Linked DNA regions of Mus musculus: region 2 is linked to region 1. A link is a loop called in an ENCODE intact Hi-C map of the cell type or tissue named here. Cell type or tissue: left cerebral cortex. All regions are shown on one strand.

Region 1 (8,000 bases):
TTGATCTACAAAACAAATTCCAGGCAGCCAGAGTTGTTACACAAAGAAATCCTGTCTGAGGAGTCTAAGGGATATCTATCAAGGTTCAAGAAGCATAGAGAATACAAAAAAAAAAAATTACATACTCCCCACAACACATAATAATAAAACACACTAAATGTACAGAACAAAGAAAAAAATTAAAAGCTGCAAGGGTAAAAGACCAAGTAACATATAAAGGCAAACCCATTAGAATAGCATCTGACTTCTCAATGGAAACTCTAAAAGGCAAAAGGGCCTGAACAGATGGGCTACACAGACTCTTAGAGATCACAGACGCCAGCCCAAAGTACTATACCCAGCAAAACTTTCAATGACAGTAAATGGAGGAAGAAAATTCCATGATAAAACCAAATTTAAGCAGTATCTATCTACAAGTTCAGCTCTATAGAAGATGCTAGAAGAAACATCAACCTGAAGAGGTTACCACACCTAAGAAAACACAGGAATAAATAATCCCAGACCAGCAAGTCAAAGGGAGGAGGAGTCAACAAACACTGCTCTGTGAGAGCGCTCAGTATCAACAGTCTCAATTCCCAATACACAGACTAACAGATGGAATTTGAAAAACAGGATCTATCCTTCTGCTGCATACAAGGAACATACATTAACATCAAAGATAGATATTACCTCAGGGTAAAAGGATACAGAAAGCTACTCCAATCAAATGCACCCAAGAAGCAAGCCAGTGTAGCCATTTTAGTATCTGACAAAATAGACTTCAACACAAAACTAATCAGAAGAGACAGGAAAAGGATACTTACTCATCAAAGGAAAATCCACCATTATGCACCAAAAGCCAGGGCCCCAAAGCTGATTTTAAAACCCTATTACAGTTAAAATCATATATTGGCCCTCACAGTGATACAAGGTGACTTCAATACCTGAGTCTCACTAATAGACAGGGCATCCAGGCAAAAACTAAACAGAGAAAGGATGCAGTTAACTGATGTCATAAACCAAATGGACCTAACATATTTACAGAATATTTTATTCAAACACAAAAGAACATACCTTCTTTCTCAGCAGCTCATGGAACTTTCTTCAAAATTGACTACATAGTTGGACATAAGCAAGTCTCAAGAGACACATGAAAGTTGAAGTAATACCCTAAAACCTATCTGACCACCCCAGATTAAACAATAAATGAATATCAACAACAGAAACATCAGAAAGGTTACAAACTCATGGAAACTGAACAACTCACTACTGAATGAAAACTGGGTCAAGAAAAAAATAAAAAAACCTTTTATAGTTGGATTAAAATGAACACATGCATAGCCAAACCTACGGGACACAGGAAGGCAGTTGTTTTTAAGAGACAAGTTCACCGCACTAAGTGCCTCCATAATAGGAATGGAGAAATCTCACATTAGCAATGGAATGCCACACCTGAAAGCTCTAGAAAAGGAAATAACACCCAGAATGAGTAGATGGGATGAAATAATCAAATCAGGACTGAAATCCATAAAATAGAAAAAAATCAAAGAATTAATGAAAGGTGCTTTGTCTATAGATCTGTCAGCAAAAAAGAAAACCGATCTCTCCTTGCAATATGAATTGAACTTGTCTGATAGTTTAGAATGATTCCAGTGAAAATCTACCAGAATAAAAGACAAAGGTCTCAAGAGAACTCAACCATAAAGGTCAGGGTCTTCAAATTCTATCTTGAAACAATTTCAAGGACTCCATATTCATCTGCAATAGTGTTGAGTTTTACGGCAGAGACCTCCATATAAGCAGCAGTTAGTGTTGTGTAGGCCTGACACATGGCAAGTGGTCTATCTGGCCAGAAGATGGTGCTCATGCCTTGGATTTAAAACCAAACAGGCAAATCTGCAATGTTCTAAAACATGATGAAATTTTTATTCTTGTAGCAGATATCATGAAGTCTGCCACATTTGAACAGACAATTTCCCAATTAGGCTATATGGGTCAGTTTCCTGTACAGATGATGTTATAAGCTAAGAATAAAGGGGCCTTAATAAACAGGTATAAAGGTATGTGCTGGCCTGAACTGTGGCATGTTGAGGTTCCAATGACTAGAGAGAATCCTCAGGGTACAACGAATTTCGGGGCAGTGATTGCATTCATTTAACATTTTTAAGCTGCCAAGAAGCACTTAAAGAACTGTTCTAAGTCCTCAGTCATCGGGGAAATGCAAATCAAAATGACCATGAGATCCCACCTTACACCAATCCTAATGGCTAAGATCAAAATTTCAGGTGAATGTTGGTGAGGATGTGGAGAGAGAGAAACACTCCACCATTGCTGGTGGGATTGTAGACTGGTACAACGACTCAGAAATCAATCTGAAGGTTCCTCAGAAAACTGGAAACAGATTTACCTAAAGACCCAGCTATACCACTCTTGGGCATATATCCAAAAGATTCCCTGCCATGCCACAGGGGCACTTGTTCCACTATGTTCATAGCATCCGTATTTGTGATAGCCAGAAGCTGGAAACAACTGAGATGTCCCATGACAGAATGGATACAGGAAATGTGGTTCATTTACACAATGGAATACTACTCGGATATTAAGAATGAGGACAATCCTGAGTTTTGCAGGCTAATGGATGAAACTAGAAAGTATGATCCTGAGTGAGGTAACTGAGACCCAAAAGGACATGCATGGTATGTATTCTCTAATAAGTGGATATTAGCCAAAAAAGTACAAAATACCCAGAATACAGAACTCAAGAAGGTTAACAAGCCAAAGACCCAAGTCCTCAATCCCACTTGGGGGGGAGGGGTAGAAAGCATTAGGAGGGGGTGGGCAGAAGGAGGGACCTGGGTGGGAGAGGGGACAGGGAGAGGAAAAGGGGAACATGATCAGGTATTGGGGTAAGGGAGAATCAGGAGTGAAGCTCTGAGAGCCAGCAGAAAAGAATAGAAACCACCCCCCTCAGATGGGGGGACCCTCAGAGACCTGGGAAGTGAAAGACTCTCAGAACTCAAAGGGAGGGACCTTAAATGAAATGCCCAACAGTGGGGAAAGGGAACTTATAGAGTCCACCTCCAGTAGAAAAGCAGGACATCAAGTGGAGGGATGGGGTTGCCATCCCACAATCAAAAACTCTGACCCAGATCGTCCCTGTCTAAAAGAACTGCAGGGACAAAAATGGAGAACAGACTGAAGGAAAAGAGGTTCAGTGGCAGGCCCAAATTTGGATCCAGCTCAAGGGGAGGCTCCAAGGACTGACACTACCCTCAGAGAGGCCCAACAAGCAGCTGACTGAGACAGAAGCAGATAGTTACACCCAACCATTAGACTGAAGTCGGAGACCCCTGCGGTTGAATTAGGGGAAAGACTGGAAGAAGCTGAGGAGGAGGAGGGCAACCCCATAGCAAGACCAACAACAGTCTCAATTAACCTGAACCCCTGAGTTCTCTCAGACACAGAGCCACCAACCAGGCAGCATACATGAGCTAGTCCGAGGTCCCAACATATATACAGCAGAGGACTACCTGGTCTGGCCTCAGTGGGAGAAGAGGCACCTAACTTGAGAAACGAGGCCCCAGGGAGTACTGAGGCCTGGCGGGGGCATCCTCTTAGAGAAGGGGTAGGAGGAATGGGATGAGGAACTGTGGGAGGGGCGGACCGGGAATCTGGCAACGACTGGACTGTAAAAAAAATAAAAGTAACCAAAAACATTTTTAAGCAGCTATGCGGCTTCATGAAAGCAGTGGTTCCCGAATTAGTCTCAATCATAGTGTAACACACGAATGATTTGTGCCATATGTCTGTATCACCAACAGTTAAACATTTTTAAGTACAATAGAAGACTATATTAAGTCCCTGATTATACACACACGCGCAAATTTGCGCGAGAAAATTTCACGAGATTGAGTCCTTGCTGGTGACGATCTCCTTGCGGCAAGGAGACCTACAAGTGTGTCGATCTGTTCGACGAGACATTCGTCCTGCCAGTTTCTGTGAACTCGGTCACCAAGTTCGCGGTACCGGGAAGACTACAGTAAAAGTGGCGAGGGACGACCTCCGAGGAACAGGGAGTGCCGACGACTCCCGGACTTGCGAGGACTCACGGGCAGGCCCAAGACGGCTGGGGTGACTGTGACGGCTGCAGACGCAGCTGGGATTACAGGCTGCATGTCTTTTGCAGAAAAAGAACTCAGAAAGGATAACCTACAAAAGCTGCAATCTAGTCCGGGAGACCTCTAGCCTCTCCCCAGGAGCTGGGCTCGTCCCGCCTACCGGAGCAGTAGAGCACTGCATGCGTAGAGGGCCGCCGGTACAAGGGGGCGTGGGCAAGCTCGCAGTGCACACCGGGAAACTCGGTCCTCCGACCCCATCTTGCTTTGCTGTCTGCAGCGGTGACCGTGGGAAAGGGCAACTGCTAGAGCCATGAAGCTCCTCAGCAGGGCCGGGTCCTTCTCGGTGAGCATGGGACGTGCGTGGGGCAGGGCTGGGGACGCTTGTCGGCCACTCAGGAGCTGGGTGCGGAGTGTGCGGCCTTGGCCTCAGGCCTGGGTCTGCCCTTCAGGTAAACCCCGCGGAGAAGGGGGCTGCCAGCGAGCCGAGGCCTGGGAGGCTCGGCGGGTCCTGTGAGCAGCCGAGAGCTAACGCGGGGAAAGCGGAAGAGGAGGGTGGCCTGGAGAGTGGCGGAGAAGCGGCTCTCGGGAGATTCCTGAAGGTCACTCGAGAAGCAGGTAGGGTGTAGGCCAACGCCACCCGGGCCGCCTGCTTCCCCTACCTACGACCTCTGCCCCTGGGTTGATCCCGAGGCGTCGGTTTCCCCAATGCGTGCGAGTTTATTAAATTCACAAACGCGGTGCGCTGCTTATCTCAGTGCCGGCACCTTCGTTCCTGTCAGTACTCAGTCCCCGCATTCCTTAAGATGCTCGTTTTCTCGGGGTCCCATTTAAAGGCTTCCTCCAGGAGGGGCTCTTGATCTTTCTTCAAGACTAGCCCTAAAATATGTAGTTGTCACTTGCGGTGAGGAGAGGAGTACCTCATGTGTGTCAGCACGTTATCACGCTGGAATCGTGGTTTTCAAGAGATGAGAATGGGAGCATTTAAACTTCAACAAGGGCTAATTTGCCCCTACTAGCCGGTCACATGCGGAGCTTTTTATTCGTAACCACCTGTTGAGAGAGTGCTTCTAGCATCTAGAGGTCAGCGGTGCAGCTAGACATCCAACCATACAACAGCAGCCCCTACAGCACAGTTACAACGCGGAAATGCCAGGAGTGTCTGTGTTGAGAGACGACTAGACAGTGATACACCAGGCCTGGGCATAGTGTTTCCTTGTGCTTTATACTTACATATATGTGTTGTACAAATTTAGGCTGCAGTTGTATTCCTTGTGCCTAGACAGACCAATTGCTAGCAGTCCTTAGAGAGCAGGACTTTCCATGTGTTATTAAAACAAAGTAGAAATTGTATCTAAGTCTTTCCTGAAAGGAACCCAAAAGAAGCAGGAGATTTTAAACTTCACTACCCAAAAGCACAGAAGTGGAAGTGTGGATTATTCATATGTGGACTGTTACACTTGGATGTTACAGGAATTACATCTTGGGCACAGCTAAAAATTCACAGCTAAAAATCACAAGTGGCTGCATATACCTTATCCAGCAAACTAAAATGAAAATGACACAGTTAATTATATTCATAATTTACAAGCAGGACTGAAGGGATAAAGTAGTAATTCCATGAACAGGTGAAAACCAGCAGCCAGATTAGCCCAGCACTGACTGAGTGTTCAGCATACAGCAGTCTGGGCAGTGCCGAGTAGGAGCATTATAGAACTTTACAGGTACACTTGACAACATGTTTAGTGGATCTTAGCATCATGAAAGTGTATTTGCTTGCATGTCCATTAGTAATCCTGTGAACCCTAGACATAATTGGAATATCTTAATAGCTTTATACCATTGTGTATAATGTGTGTGTGTGTGTATGTGTGTGTGTGTATATGTGTGTGTAAAGTCAGTGCATTTAGATCCATCATCCAAGTTATTACATATTATGCTGAGAATTTGTTGTTGATTTTAGGATTGTGTAGATATTTGTTCAATAAAGCTAAGACCCTTTCTTGGTTGAATATGCCTAGTACAGCACCTGAAAGGGTGAAACTGTAGTGCAGACATTAAGGGCACTGGGAAACGATCCTTAAAGTGACCAAGGAGATGAAGGTGATTTTAGTAAAAATAAATGAAAGACTGACAAATGGAGGAAACAGGAATGCTGAAATCTGTTATGAAGTGTTAACAATCCAACTGTCCAGAAACTTTGAAATCATCACTACTAGAAGGAACGCTTGACATTTTAATAAAATAATTAAAAGCAACAAAATAGGTATTTTTCCAAGCTCATAGAGAACTCATTATTCTGTATAAATCACAAATCAGCACAGGTTTAAGAATGCTTCAGGCCAGGCATGTGGTATAAACCTTAGTCCCAGAGGAATCCTGAGCTTAAGGTCATCCTGGGCTATGGTGCAAACTTTTTTTTCAAAAAGGGAGGGGAGAAAAGAAAAGAAAAGCTATCTACAGGGGAAAAAATGGCTTGGGTAGAGCGAATGACTAAGAAACTTATGAAGGAGTTACTTGTCAGAACGTCCCATGAGGGTAGAGAGTTACCTGAAACCACTGTGTTGAGTGGGAGTGCTGATGCCTTCCTTTTACATGTAATGGACTCTTCCTATGAGCACACATAACCTGACTTTGGGGGCTTTTGTTACTATTTTGTTTCTTTTGTTTTGTTTTGTTTTTTAGAGATTTTATTCCCTCAAAGTTGCCCCGAAGGTTAAAACTTCAGCAGCCCCTGGAGGAGTGCCTCTGCAGCCTCAGGATCTTGAGGTTAGTCCCACTGAGCAGCTCGATGGAACCCACATCCAATTTACTTAAACTCCTTGATTAAAGACAGGCATTGGTCACATCTCCATTCTATCTTAACTACAGTTTACCAAATTACCAAATGGTTTGGTGATTGCTTCTCTGGAAAACTATGCTCCTCTGTCAAGAATCGGCTTGTTCGTTAAAGCAGGCAGTAGATATGAGGACTCCAACAACTTGGGAACCTCACATTTACTACGTCTTGCATCTAGTTTGGTAAGTGTCTTTATTTCCGTAGTGTTTGGAAATGATGTGTGATCTTGGGCCTGTAGAGAAGATAAAATATAAGAGGCTGAGGAAATGATTTAGTAAAGTCTTGCTGTGCAAGCATTAGACCTGGAGAGGCTGAGGAAATGATTTAGTAATGTCTTGCTGTGCAAGCATTAGACCTGACTTCAGACACCAGCATCAGCCAGGTGGTCTCGGCCCAGGCCTTTAGTTCCAGCACTGGGGAGGCAGGGGCAGGCAGACCTCTGAGTTCCATGCTAGCCTGGTCTTCAGATCAAGTTCTAAGATAGCCAGAGCTACAGAAAAACCCTGTCTGGAAACAAAACAACACCCATATAAAGAAACCATCATAGCCATGCATACCTGTACCCTTAGCAGAGATAGGCAGATCCTGTAAGGTTGCTGTCATACCAGCTAGGTTCAGAGAGCTAGCTTCAGGTTCAGTGAGAGAAGCCCCATCTCAAGAGAGAGCTGCAGAAAACACATCACCGTTTCCCCTGGCCTGTTATGAGCATGTGTGCATGGGCACAAAAATAAACGTGTTGAGGTTCACATTTATAACCCAGTCTCTTGGAAGGTGGAGACAAGAGGATCAAGAGTTTGAGGCTAGCCTGGACTACATGAAACCTTGTCTTAAAACAGCAAAAGCTTGAAAGCAATGTCCCTGTATTTATTTCCTTAAGCTGTTGTGTCATATTTACACTAACTGGGTGACTTAGCTCAAAGAAATAGATCTTCTTACAGTTTTAAAGACTTGAAAATGAAAGTACTATATTAAGTCAAGGCATCAGCAGAGCCATGCTGCCATAGAGAAGAACTCTTTCTTGCCTCTTCCTAGCCTGTGGTGTTTATTGATAATTTGTTATAGTCCTC
Region 2 (8,000 bases), 910 kb before region 1:
ACTTTGTTTTCTGAATTGAGGCTGCCCACTATTCCTGAAACAAAAATAGGAAAGAAGGAAGGATAACATTAAGCCTGATGGAGCCACACAAGGCTTTCATTCCTTACAGGATTTGTTAAAACAGTGTTTATAAAAATTCACTGTTCTTTGTGACTGACAATCAAATTCCATTAATACTTTTTTGTTTTATTTCAAGACCGGGTCCCTATGCAGCACTGGCTGACCTGGAATTCATAGCAATCAGCCTGCCTGTGCTTCCCAACCGTGGGATCAAGGGCATGCATACGCAGCTCTATTAATGCTTTTAATAAATAAGTATGCGTGAAACCTTGAGGCATTTAATTAGACAACAGTTGGCAGAGTAGAGAGATGACTCAGAGGCAATGTGCAAGCACTGCTCTTGCCCAAGACCCACCTGTTCCCAGCATTCATGCTAAGAAGCTAACAATCACCTGTTAGCTCTGACGGCCTCTTCTGGCCTCTGTGGGCACTGCACTCACGTGCACAAACCCATTTAAGTGTGAATCAATATACTTAGGAAAGAAAATGGTATCTCCGCTTAACAAGAACAGACAGATTTTAATTCTCATTATCTCTACATAAGAGAACTTAACTACTTTCACAGAAGTTCCACCAGACTTAGTATTCTAAGTAATCCAGAGATAGTATAAAATATATAAGAGAACATGTGCAGGTTATATGCAAACACTATACCAAGGCAGCCAACATTATATAAGACTTACCTGAGCACTCACAGGTTTGGTATCCCTAGGAGATCTAATGACCAATCACCCATGGGTATAGGCAGGCCACTGTATCTTCCCAAATAGTCAATTTTGATTTGCAAAGAATTCTACCAGAGGATCTACCTCACATATCAGTATTACTTAGATCTGATACATGTGGTGAAGAAAAAAATGTACTAAACTTAAAAATTTTTAAGCATAAACCAGAGCAGGCTATATAAAATTACTAAGAGAACTTACCTGCCAACTCTTTAATAACTTCTTCTCTATTCATATGGCTATTGTTTCGAGATTTGTATACAATCTGAAATGTCCCTTTGTTTGGGGCTTTAAACCAGGGTTCCAGAAATGTTTCTGCATATTTTTTCATATCTTCTAAAAAAGCTTTACATGTGCCTGAGATGGGCAGCATTCGTAGAATAACCCTTGTCTTCTTTTTCTTGGTTTTGTACATATCCTGGAGAATATGATGCACTAATTTCTCAGGTTCTAAGAGAAAAAGGGGAAAAAAAAAGAAGAAACACAAGAAAAAAAAGAAAAGAAAAAACAAGACTTTTTTGTTTTTATTTTCCATCCATCTAGTATTTCTCAAGATCCTACCAAATATAAATGTTGATAGTCTCGGAATCAAACTTAAACCACAACACCTTACTGTTGTCTTCTTGTAATACAAATTAGAGTAACAAGCATTACACAGCATATTTTTACAAAAACAAAATCTGTAACTTAAAGCCCTAATTCATTAGTTAAGGAGTACAGAAGTCCAGCTCTCAGTTGGGAAAGAATCCCAGCACACAGAGCACCGTGTGACACGGTGATTCACTGGCTACTTCCCAACTAACACATCTGCCCAAGACAACAGTGCTAATATTTCCAAATTAGTGACCACATTTGAAAGTCAAAGGAATTCTATTTCCAGGTTTTAAGTGGATCAGGCCCTCTATTCCTAAATGGTAACTACCTGGAACTAAGTAGCAGCTGCTCTTTTGAGACAGAATACACGCTTTCACTCTGCCTTGAGTTACTAAAGGAAGGATGCAGCACAGCCAGGTCCCTACCCTTACCCAATGCTCACCACCCTCCACCACTCTACATTGTTAGGAAACTAAAATGGCACCCCTTCCACAGTGTGGAGTAAGAAGCAAATTCCCTGAGTGTGGTATGTGTCATCTGAAAACCTTTCCAAAACCTTCGGAAACTGATATACTGTTGATGGAATGTGGAAACGTTCCACAGAATAATTAACAGCTATACCTGGGGAGCCGTTGTCTAGGCAGCATCTGCTAAGACAGAAATGCCCAGATACTATGGGATTGATGATCTTAGGGCTGTCAGTCAGACATACCTATCCCAAGCGTCCTGATGAAGACTACATTATTCGCTCCACTCTCCACTGACTGGAATCTTCTCAGCCTCTTCTCTGTAGAAGCCTTAATGTCACCAACTTCTTTCTTCAAGGCAGCCTCTGCATCATCGTCTTCTCCCTCACTTCCAGAGGGCTGCTGGTCCTTGTCTATAAACTGTTTATATAAAAACCAACAGGCAAAAATTACAGAACACCTCATGTTCAAATGCTGTAATTAACTACTTATGTGAAACCCCCAGTGGCAGAGGTCTCAATGTTGACAAATAAATTTCTTTATTAGATTAATAAAATACAACTTCCAAAATGTACATTAAGAAATAAATTCCCCGGGCTGGTGAGATGGCTCAGTGGGTAAGAGCACCCGACTGCTCTTCCGAAGGTCCGAAATTCAAATCCCAGCAACCACATGGTGGCTCACAACCACCCGTAATGAGATCTGATGCCCTCTTCTGGTGTGTCTGAAGACAGCTACAGTGTACTTACATATAATAGATAGATAAATAAATAAATAAATTAATTCCCTGTGTGTGGTATGTGTCATCTGAAAATGCTTTCAGACCCATCTGGATAGTGGCAGGCAGGCAATGTGGCTGTGATAGGATTAGAACCAAATGTATGAGAGAACTAAATAAAATCCCTTACTCCCACTATAAGAAAGAGAGCACACAAAGCAGTGGCCGGTGCTTGCAATCCCTACACCTGGGGAGCTGAGGCCAACCTGAGGTAGCCAGCAAAGTCTTCTGTCAAAAACAAAAGGGGCTCCACAAAAAGGGAACTTGCACGAGGCACCAGCATAGACAGGGTCCTGTCCTACCAAGGTCATTTTCAATCAGGTAATAAAAATAATTGTGTACACTGAAGGAGCCTTTACAAATTCCTATTCTGCCCCCCTCCTCTCTAGTAGTGGGGCCTGCTACACTATCTTTCTCCACACTTCAGAGTGTGCAGGTGTATCCGGGATCTAAGCCAAATAATATTGGGGCTGCCAAACCGCCATAGGATGAGATCTGAAATGTATTTTCAAGGGCACTTGGAAAATAGCATCCCTTTCACTATCTCAGATCTTAGCTTGTAGCAACTTCGCACTGACGCGAGAGGTACACATCCGAACGGGTTTTAGCACACTCCCTGGTCCACAGAAGGCAATCGAGACGTGGGAGTCACTGTCGTTAGTGATGTCAAGAAAGCCTAAAGAGCCAGCCCGGAGGCCCACGCCCACCAGGCACATGACCGCAATAGTAGCCACTTTAGGGGCGGGAAGGTAAGCGGGGTCATTCAAGCACTGTACTGGCGCTTTGAAGCAACTGCCGCCTCCGCACCCCAGAAGAGCCCACGGGCGGCTCGCTCTCCCCAAGGCTCGTACCTTTTCCGGCCCGTACATGTCGTCGCCGTACTCGTTGAGCAGGCTGTAGGCCTCCTCCACGCACTTGCGCTCGTTCATGTTGCAGGTGATGAGGATGCCCTGCAGGCCGGGCTCCAGCTGCCGCGGGCCGCCTGCGTCACCGCGTCGGGCCCGCTTGGCCGGCAGGAACTGGGATTTGCCTTTGCGCTTTCCGGCAACAGGCTGAGGGGACTGCTGGGCGGTGGTCGCCATGCTTCCTACTATCCACGTTCCTTGGCGTCTTCGTCTGCGCGGACGCGGGGTGATTGCGTCACACGTACGCGACAGTTTGCCCAAGCGGTCCTGCACGCCGCCTTCCGGTGGCTCCGGTGCCGCCCAGTCCTCGCATAAAGTGACAACAGCTTCCAAGTGGGCTCTGGACGTAAACGTAGATTTTGAACTCCAGCAGAGTGTAAAACGTGCTCACAAAGAAATGGTTTATTTACCCGTTCATATTTGTTTGTTTTAAAGTTAAGGTTTATCGTGCTAGTCGCTGTTTAAAGAACGGAGGTCGTGCCATCAGCAGAACATGACATTTATTGTCCTTATTAGGTTTCTCAGGAGTCACTGGAGTCTACCATATTACCATGAGGAACAGAAGGGACTCAGTGAAGGCAGACCCTGGCACCGTGAGAGCATTAAACACTAAGTTGTAAAATGTGTCTATATTAATACTAGAGCTACTGTATTCATCTCTTTCTCCTTGCCTCTGTTAGACACGGATGTCCTAACATGTGAGAGTGACCAATTGGTAAGATGTTCTGCATACCCCTGGTTTTGACAGGAACGTTACATTTCTTGCTTCTGAACAAAACGATTGAGACAAAAGCAGTTTTGTTCCAAAAAGATTATCTCATCCACACACACACACAATGTGTGATGGATTGTAGAAGTAACTCAAGAATTTAAAAAAAACCTCTTTCTGGACCAACAAGCCAACTCAGCTGGAAAAAGCATTTGCTCCCAAGTCTGAAGATCCCAGGACCCCACATGGTGAAAAGAGGGAAGCCAACTTGGCAACTGTCCTCTAACAGCCAGGTGTGCTCATATACACACATATACATGGGCTTAAACACTCTGAAACATCCTGGTTTAGGGATGCAGTTTAGCCCCTGTGTCCCTGATCCATCAGTATCACCCTGAGTACATTTTGTCATCTGTTTACATCCTTACTGAGATGGACATTTGAACATGCACTAGGCTCCCAAGTCTGTGCTGTTGTCCCTGACTGGTTGGTTCTTGCTGCCTAATTCAAATAAAGATCATGCTTTGCTGGACCCTTGTGCCTGCTTGGGTGGTTTGGATTTTAGAACCCTAACACACATGACAGTAGGGTTAATTGGAGAAGTGATGTTCCTGATTAGGAAAAGAAAGGCTGATGTCAGTGCCCAGTGGAAAGGTGGCCCAGACAACCCTGGGTTGATGGGAATGCCCGGGAACCATGAAAGGTGCTCTCTTTTGGTTTACCTACAAACTTCATCCAAGTAATAGGGGAGAAGAAAAGATAACCGTTTAAGAAAAATAGGGCCAGGTGTGGTGGCGCACAGCTTTAATCCCAGTACTCGGGAGGCAGAGGCAGGCATATTTCTGAGTTCAAGGCCAGCCTGGTCTACAAAGTGAGTTCCAGGACACCCAGGGCTATACAGAGAAACCCTGTCTCAAAAAAAAAAAAAAAAAAAAACCAAAAAGAAAAGAGAAAAAAAGAAGAAGAAGAAAAGAAAACAAAAGAAAAGGAAGATAGAGTGTGACATACCTACCTGGATCTTAGTATAGCTTAGATAGTATAGTATAGATCTTAGATAGAGAATAGAATAGATAGATCTCAGCTAGTGTTTTATAGTAATTAAGTGGAAAGCCTAACACCCTGGTCCCCACATAGGAAAACTGAAGCCTAGAACTTGGAATTTCAGAGAAAACTAAGAATAAACTCAGTCCATCACAGGAAACCAACTGGTTGCATTAGTTATGTTGTCATTTTCTGTTACTGACCCAAGAAACTCCAGATAACCAGCTTAACATAAGACAAGATTTGTTTCAGCTCAGAGTTTAGAGGTCTCAATTCAAAGCCACTTGATGCCATTGCTTCTGACTGGGTGAGACAATATACATTATGACAAGAACCAATACAAGAAAGATTCTCATCTCCTGGTGTCCAGAAGGTAAGACAGAGTTTAGGGTGGGGTCTGAGTTTCTATTAGTCCCATGCGGTCACATGCTCAGTGGCCAAATTTCATCTCACTAAGCCTTACCTCTTTGTTTAGTACTAGGGATCTGACAAAGGCATAAGCCAGACCACTAAGCTATATCCCAATCCTTTTCTTAACTTTTATTCATAAATAGAGTCTAACTTAGTTCTCCAAATTGGTCTGAACTTGTTCTGTGCACCAGATAGGGCTTCATTTGAAATCCTGAATTACAGGGTTGTACCACAAGATTTAATTTCTCTCAGCTCTCAACAGTTCCACACTCTCCTAGTAGCATCACATAAAGATAATAAGTCTTTAATACATGGTGCTTGGAAGGCACTTAAGACCTAAACCAAGTACACTGGTTTGCGAGTACACTGCCTTCAAGAGGGATAGTCCCGATAAAGCAATGAGTTGAACAACAACCATGAAAATAATCTCTTTGCTTGGTTTAATATTTGCCAGATAAAACCCTTCCATTCACATCCCTTGGCGATATGAGGAGGACTTAACAACGTGCCGTGTGAACCGGCCCAATTCAGGAAGTGCTGGTAGCTCACATAAACTTTAAAACTGGAGCCAGAGAGATGGCTCAGTGGCTAAGAGCATGCACAGCATTTGCAGAAGACCTGAGTCCCCAGCACGGGAATCAGGTGGCTCACAACCCCTTATACCTCTAGCTCTGGGGGTCTCCAGTACCCTCCCCCTGGCCTCCACAAGCCCATCTTATGTGGACATCATATCACACACACACACACACACATTTTAAAATAAAAGAAATCTTAACAAAATAAAATAGTTACATACTTTAGTTGATCTTTTAACAGATGCAAGCATCAAGTTCAGTACCACCAGTTACATCCTGAGAGCATTTCTCTGGAGCCATGTCAAGCTTCTTTTGAAGGTGGTACTATCACAAAAATAGAGGTCACTAGGAGAAAGGAAATCACTATATACATGGATTGTTCCTAGATAGGCTCTGTACCAAATAGACTGAAAAAGATCAGAGAGTAAAATAACAAAAAAAAAAATCTAACTGGAATAACAATGCACACATTGTGTCCAGATATGATGGGGAACAAACACCAGCAAAACATCCATGGCTGACATGAGGTAATGGCGTAAGTGAACAAAGGGTTATACAATGCTCAGACAGGTGAGTTGGTCACTAGAATACTGCAATACAACTCAGTTCTTACACTGTTTAGTGATTGCTTTAGTCTCCACAGCTTTAAGGACACATTCCCCAACAAGATTGCAACTACACACTGGCTACAAGTTTCCCAGGCCATCTACCCATCTCACCAAGAGTTGGCTGAGTCTCAAAAGAACAACTCACAGGGCTCCAAAAAGTGCTCTAGATATTACTATAATTTTGTTACAAAGGTTTTCTTTTTTAAATCCAAATAAAGAACCACATAGAGCAAGACCTCTCAGGGCCTGAAATGCAGGGCTGTGGTATCATGTCCTCCTGGAATCAGCTTCTTCATCCTCCAGGAGCATCCTGTGCTCACTAAGCAGAATGCACTCCTGAGTTTTAATTGGATTTTCATTAGATGGGGTTGATTGGTTGAATAATTGGCCTGTTGGTTATACTTCATCCTCAAACCTTTCTTCCCCGGAGGTTGGTCTGGCAAGAGTACCAGGAGAGAATTATACCTTATAATTATACCCTATAACGAAGCAGCAGTGCAAGGGGAGAATAACAAATAGAATGCAGTCCAGAAATGAATTACCTCTTTGGAGTTGTTTGCCAGTGTGGTGCCATAGATCCCCAAACATTGCAAACTATTGCCTGCTATTGGTTGCTGGCTTAGTTTGCTTTCTGGTGCTGTGGGAGGAAAAATAACTATGGTCAAAAGTAACTTGAGGAGGAAATGGTGTATTCATTTACAGCTTATAGTCCATTAAGAAGGGAATTCAGTGCAAGAACCTAGAAGCAGGAACTGAGGCAAAGGCTATGGAGGAATACTATTCTCTGGCTTGTTTTCCATAGCTCAAGCAATTTGCTCTTTTTTTTTCCATTTTTTATTAGGTATTTAGCTCATTTACATTTCCAATGCTATACCAAAAGTCCCCCATACCCACCCACCCCCACTCCCCTACCCACCCACTCCCCCTTTTTGGCCCTGGCGTTCCCCTGTACTGGGGCATATAAAGTTTGCGTGTCCAATGGGCCTCTCTTTCCAGTGATGGCCGACTAGGCCATCTTTTGATACATATGCAGCTAGAGTCAAGAGCTCCGGGGTACTGGTTAGTTCATAATGTTGTTCCACCTATAGGGTTGCAGATCCCTTTAGCTCCTTGTTCTCTAGCTCCTC

Evidence for each region. Hi-C counts contacts between places; a loop is a spot of excess contacts. Peaks named below come from ENCODE experiments on the same cell type or tissue, not always from the same donor. Only the 100,000 strongest peaks of a DNase experiment are listed, where the experiment ranks them.
Region 2: a loop joins it to region 1, with 7 times the contacts of the local background. A loop is called at or near these places in 4 of 42 quality-filtered maps.

Annotation. Positions count from the first base shown.
Region 1 is chr7:120,630,883-120,638,882 of GRCm38, forward strand. It overlaps Uqcrc2 (ubiquinol cytochrome c reductase core protein 2), which reads left to right and starts at 4,307. Exons shown (of 14, transcript NM_025899.2): 1 at 4,307-4,440; 2 at 6,780-6,863; 3 at 6,966-7,115. The coding sequence starts at 4,408. In left cerebral cortex, CTCF peaks have their summits at 1,827 (motif pointing right) and 4,256; DNase peaks (open chromatin) are centred at 1,826, 4,329 and 5,295; H3K4me3 peaks cover 2,376 bases; H3K27ac peaks cover 1,253 bases.
Region 2 is chr7:119,717,036-119,725,035 of GRCm38, forward strand. Thumpd1 (THUMP domain containing 1) reads right to left here and starts at 6,584. Exons shown (of 5, transcript NM_145585.3): 1 at 6,487-6,584; 2 at 3,476-3,869; 3 at 2,092-2,266; 4 at 987-1,235; 5 at 1-34. The coding sequence starts at 3,706. In left cerebral cortex, CTCF peaks have their summits at 2,420 and 3,810; DNase peaks (open chromatin) are centred at 3,357 and 3,758; H3K4me3 peaks cover 1,720 bases; H3K27ac peaks cover 1,699 bases.